2 separate regions of the Homo sapiens genome follow, and region 2 is linked to region 1. Evidence: chromatin loops called from intact Hi-C (ENCODE). Cell type or tissue: K562. All regions are shown on one strand. Region 1 has its middle 65 kb from the start of ARL8B. Region 2 overlaps ITPR1 (inositol 1,4,5-trisphosphate receptor type 1).

The links. Hi-C counts contacts between places; a loop is a spot of excess contacts. Peaks named below come from ENCODE experiments on the same cell type or tissue, not always from the same donor. Only the 100,000 strongest peaks of a DNase experiment are listed, where the experiment ranks them.
Region 2: a loop joins it to region 1, with 13 times the contacts of the local background. A loop is called at or near these places in 51 of 110 quality-filtered maps.

What each region holds. Positions count from the first base shown.
Region 1 is chr3:5,056,452-5,058,951 of GRCh38, reverse strand. No RefSeq gene overlaps it. Among named protein-coding and RNA genes, the nearest start is that of ARL8B, 65 kb to the left of the region's middle. In K562, a CTCF peak has its summit at 982 (motif pointing right); a DNase peak (open chromatin) is centred at 991.
Region 2 is chr3:4,655,160-4,657,659 of GRCh38, reverse strand. The region is part of intron 12 of ITPR1 (inositol 1,4,5-trisphosphate receptor type 1); the gene reads right to left. Among named protein-coding and RNA genes, the nearest start is that of EGOT, 95 kb to the left of the region's middle. In K562, a CTCF peak has its summit at 1,502 (motif pointing left); a DNase peak (open chromatin) is centred at 1,509.

The sequences.
Region 1 (2,500 bases):
TAACAGAAGCCCAGATGTTCTCAGCATTCAGGATAGAAAGGCATGAACAAACATTTTTCTCTGTTCCCAATACTGTCAAAGCTAATGCTATGGTCTCCTCCCTGAAACTTAAGCCACAATCAGAACTTACTTCATTCTCTGTTTTATTAGCTTGGAATTGGCCCAAGATAAGGTTAGCCAATCAAAGAGTCTGAGAAAACTGCAACCAATTGCCCTGAAAAATATGCTAAGCCTGAACAGATTTATTCAACTTTGCTTAGTGGGTGGCTTCTCAGGATGAAGGCCAAGATTTATCATCTGGTTGGCTTTGCCTTTGATTATTCATTGACTGGGATGACTTTCTTCCCATAAGCTGATACAGTCTCCCATCTCAGAGAGAGGGGGAAAATACAAAACACCACATTGTCTGATTCATTCCAAACAGAATGTTTCTAAGACAGCCAGACCTGTGCTACTAATGCATATTCCCTGTTTTCCCTTTTGAATTCACAGCAGTAGATTAATGAAAAATTTAGTGATGGGTGGAGGGGTGCAGGCAGAATGTTCTACTGATTCCACTGGGTGTCTATTCAAACACATATTTCATTTGCTTTTGCTTTTTTCAGACAGGGTCTCATCCTGTCACCCAGCCTGGATTGCAGTGGTGCCATTACGGCTCACTGCAGCCTCTGCCTCCTGGGCTCAAGCGATCCTCCCACTTCAGCCTCCCAAGTAGCTAGGACTACAGGAGCACACCACCACACCTGGCTATTTTTTTTTTTATCATTACTTTTTGTAGAGAAGGGGGTCTCACCATGTTGCCCAGGCTGATCTAGAACTACTGGGCTCAAGTGATTCCCCCTGCCTCGGCCTCCCAAAGTTCTGGGATTACAGGCATGAGCCACACAGTGCCCCGCCCAGTTCATACTTTTGACAAACTAGAAACTTCTTTCTGCCCTGAAGGGTGTGTTAGAAAATGCGAAGAAATGACCAGCAGGTGGTGTGCATGCCCCGTATCTCATAGACATGTACTCAAGGCTCTGCTAAGAGCTGCTTGCAGACACCAAAAACTTGTTTTGTTGCAAGACGTAGACTATGTGTAATATAGACTGGTGCATTCTTTCTCTCCCTTTCCTTTCTTTAAGTTCTTTTTCTCATCGCTCAAAAACCTTTGCAATAAAGGTGTTTAAAAACTGGAAAATACAGCCACCATCCAATGTCTGCTCCCACGGCTTTAAATATACCTATATGTTGATTACTTTGAAATATATTAATACACCTCCAGACTAAACTCATCCCTGGAACTACAACTGCCTACTTGACACCCCACTTAAGTGTCAAATATGCTTTTCAGAAGGAATTTAACCAAAAAGGAACTCTCACTTCCCTGACCCCTCTGCCTGCCAAATTTGTTCTTTGCCATCTTCCGTATTTCTATAAATAGGATTACCCTCCACATAGTTTCTCAGGCATGAATCCTAGGTGTGACGCTTTAGTGATCCCATTGTAACACAGACACACACACACACATGCGCGCACACACACGCATGCATCACTCCATCAGCAAATCCTATTGGTTCTACCTCCACAAGACATCTTAAATCCACTTATTTCTCCCCATCTCCACAGCACCTCCGTCATCCAAGCTGCCATCCTCTCCTGCCTGGACACTGGCAATGCCTCTGATTTGGTCTCCATGCTTCCACATGGATTGCCAAGCAAGCTTTGATGGGATCGTCCTGTATTTTCGTGTATAAATTCCAGCACCAAAAAAAATATGGCTTCAAGTTCTTTTTTTGTTTGTTTGTTTGTTTTTTAGACAAAGTCTCGCTCTGTCGCCCAGGCTGGAGTGCAGTGGCGACAGTAGTGCTTGATGTTTGTGTTTATATTGAAAAAAGAGTTAGGATCTAGGTTCAAAAAATAAGTTTTTTACCTGCACAAATGTCTGCAAAAAAGAGTAATTTCATTTCCTTAAAACTCTGGTTTTTAGTCTGGCCACAGTCCCTATTTCTTTTTTTTTCTTTCTTTTTTTTTTTTTTTTTTTTTTTTTTTTGAGACAGAGTCTCACTCTGTTGCCCAGGCTGGAGAGCAGTGGTGCGATCTCAGCTCACTGCAACCTCTGCCTCCTGGGTTCAAGCAATTCTCCTGCCTCAGCTGGGAATATAGGCATGCGCCACCACGCCCAGCTAATTTTTATATTTTTAGTAGAGACGGAGTTTCACCATGTTGGCTAGGCTGGTCTCGAACTCCTGACCTTCAGTGATCCACCCGTCTCTGCCTCCCAAACTGTTGGCATTATAGGCATGAGCCACTGCACCCAGCCAATTTCTTAAGAGAAATGTTTTTGTAGCATTGCCTTTGCTACCCTGAATTGAACCTGATAGATAGTAAAATCTACTGATACACATAATATCTAAAAATAAATATAAAGTCCTGGCTGTCATATGAAGGAGAAATAAATGAAAATAACTTATAGTACAACAACATGTATTTCAGTATGAAAATCTTCAAGCATGACTCT
Region 2 (2,500 bases), 400 kb after region 1:
CCCGTCAATACTAAAAATACAAAAATTAGCTGGGCGTGGTGGCAGGCGCCTGTAATCCCAGCTACTTGGGAAGCTGAAACAGAAGAATCACTTGAACCTGGGCGGCAGAAGTTGCAGTGAGCTGAGATCGCGCCACCGCATTTCAGCCTAGACGACAGAGTGAGACTCTGTCTCAAAAAAAAAAAAAAAATCTTTCAAAAACGTGCAGTTACACTAAGAGATGACCGTGGAAGGAGTGCTCCAGATGATTAAAAAAAAAAAACAAAAAAAAAACTCTAGGTACATCCATCCGCAGGAGCTAGGGGAGAGGGGATGTTGAGGAAACTCATCCTGCAGATTTGGTTGTGGGCAGCTGGATTCATCTACAGTGATAATTGTCTACTCACAATATGATATAGCAACTTCCCAGGAGAAAAACTAAAACAAAATAAACCTGAATCCAAGTGTTCGTAAGCAGCAACCCCAACGCAGCCAAAAGAAATATTTGAGAAGTCAGCGTAGCCCTGAAAAAGATGTCCAGCATTAATTGAGAGGGCTGCTGATGACAGGTCAGGGAAGACGGGCCTCTCCTGAGACATCAGGGATTTGGCTGAGAGCGAAGAAAATCTCTGATAGCGAAGGCTGAGGAACAATGATGAAAACTTTCCTGAGAAACTAAAAAAGCATATTCTAGGCTCCAAAGCCCATCTGCCTACAGATATTCAAGGAGGGGGCTTAGACAAGGAGTCTGCTCAGAAGAGACTGGCCAGCTCGCGCTCAGCCCGGCAACTCTACATCGCGTGATTTTCCATGTCTAACATCCTTGCAGGATGACAGCCTCCACCTGCATCTATTGAGGAAGCACATTTTCTTTGTCACTACAGCCTGCTTTTCTTAGGCTGAAGCTCTGCCCCCTTTCCAGACAGAGAGGAAGGAGACTTCACCAGGAAAACAAAAGAATCAAGAAACGGAAATCAAATCAAAGGCAAAGGAGAGAGCCTGGGAGAATCTAACTCTTACGGGGCCTGAAATGCAGGAGCACAGGGCAATAGCCTGTTAGTTCAGCTGCGGCCCCCAACCTCTATGTGTGTTTTTTTAAAAAAGGTTCTTTTAATATCCAAAACCTGTATCTCTTCCCTTTCTCACAATTTCTCCTCTAATTGCTCATCCCTTTACTTGCACAAACCCCAGACCCTTTATTCTATCTACGCTAAAGGAAGAATTACCTGGACAGTGACAGAACACTTCTACAACTGCAGTTTAGGAGTAAGAACTTTGAGCAACATTTGTTCTCTCCGAACCATCTGGCATATTACTCCACATGCCACTTTCAAAATAAACTCTGACCTGGCTATGGTTTGAGACACAGGACTCAGCTACAGGCTGGCAGTTAAGTTTCAGAGACCTGTGGGAGTTGAGAGGAAAATCACAATTGCATTACGTCCACTGTGTCTGGAAAAGTGACTGAGAGGCAGCGTCCTGACATCCTTTCATTGTGCAGTCGGCGCTTGCCACCTAGTGGAAAGAAAGGCACATGTGCAGAAGCCTGGCAGAGGAGCGGGAGCCTCTGGTGGTCCTTTTTCTCCCTCTGGCACCAAGCAAGTGTCTTCAGGGTGCTGAATTTAGAAGGACGAGCACAACAAAGCCAAGTGAGGTCCGAGGCAAAAACCACAGGCACTGAAGCTGTTCTTAGGGAAACCAATCAACTCAAAAAAATTCGAGGTTTTCCATCCAAGTTTCCAAACCAAGAAGAGTATGAGGGGGGTGGGGTCCTCCCAGTACTAACACCTTGCCACCGGGCAGATCTGTGCTGTTGGCCGTGTGGGCGTCGGGTAAGATCCCCTCTCCATGCACCCCTCCTCTGCAAGCAGCCCACCCCCAATCAACATCGAAGTAGCCAGAGTGATGCAGTCTAGATCTGCACCCAAGGCTGCTGGCACATCCGCCTCTCTGACGCCAAAAAGCACGAAAACGTCAAAAGACCACTGAACTCTGAGGGAGCCTGAGATGGGGGATGAGTCTGGACCACTCTCAACGGCTGCTTCCTCCTCTGTACCAGGAAGATCCTAAAACCCACCCTAACTCCTTTTATACACTGCTGTGCAGCCCAGACAACCTGGTGGACGCAAAGGCACTAAAAATGCTAATGATCTGGGAGAACCTGAAAAATGCCACTTGTATAGATGAAGGAATTGAGGCTCAGAGAGGGCAAGTAACTTGTCCAAGGTCACACAGCAGCTCATAAATGGTAGGTCTGGTATTTAAACTGCACTCTTCCTCCTGCACCATAAATGCCAGTCTTCCCTCCTGTACCAGGAGGCCAGGAGAGCAGCCCTCTACCCGCCAGAGCACAAAGTTCACTTGGACATCAGCGCTCACCGAAAGGATCCACAGCTTGCCTAATCTCAGAGGTAAGATTTCCTCCATGTCACCACAGACGGCAGCATGGAGACCACCAGATGTTGGCCACACAGAGGCAGCTCCTTCTCTTGAAATAAAGAAGGTGCAAGGACAAGAACCA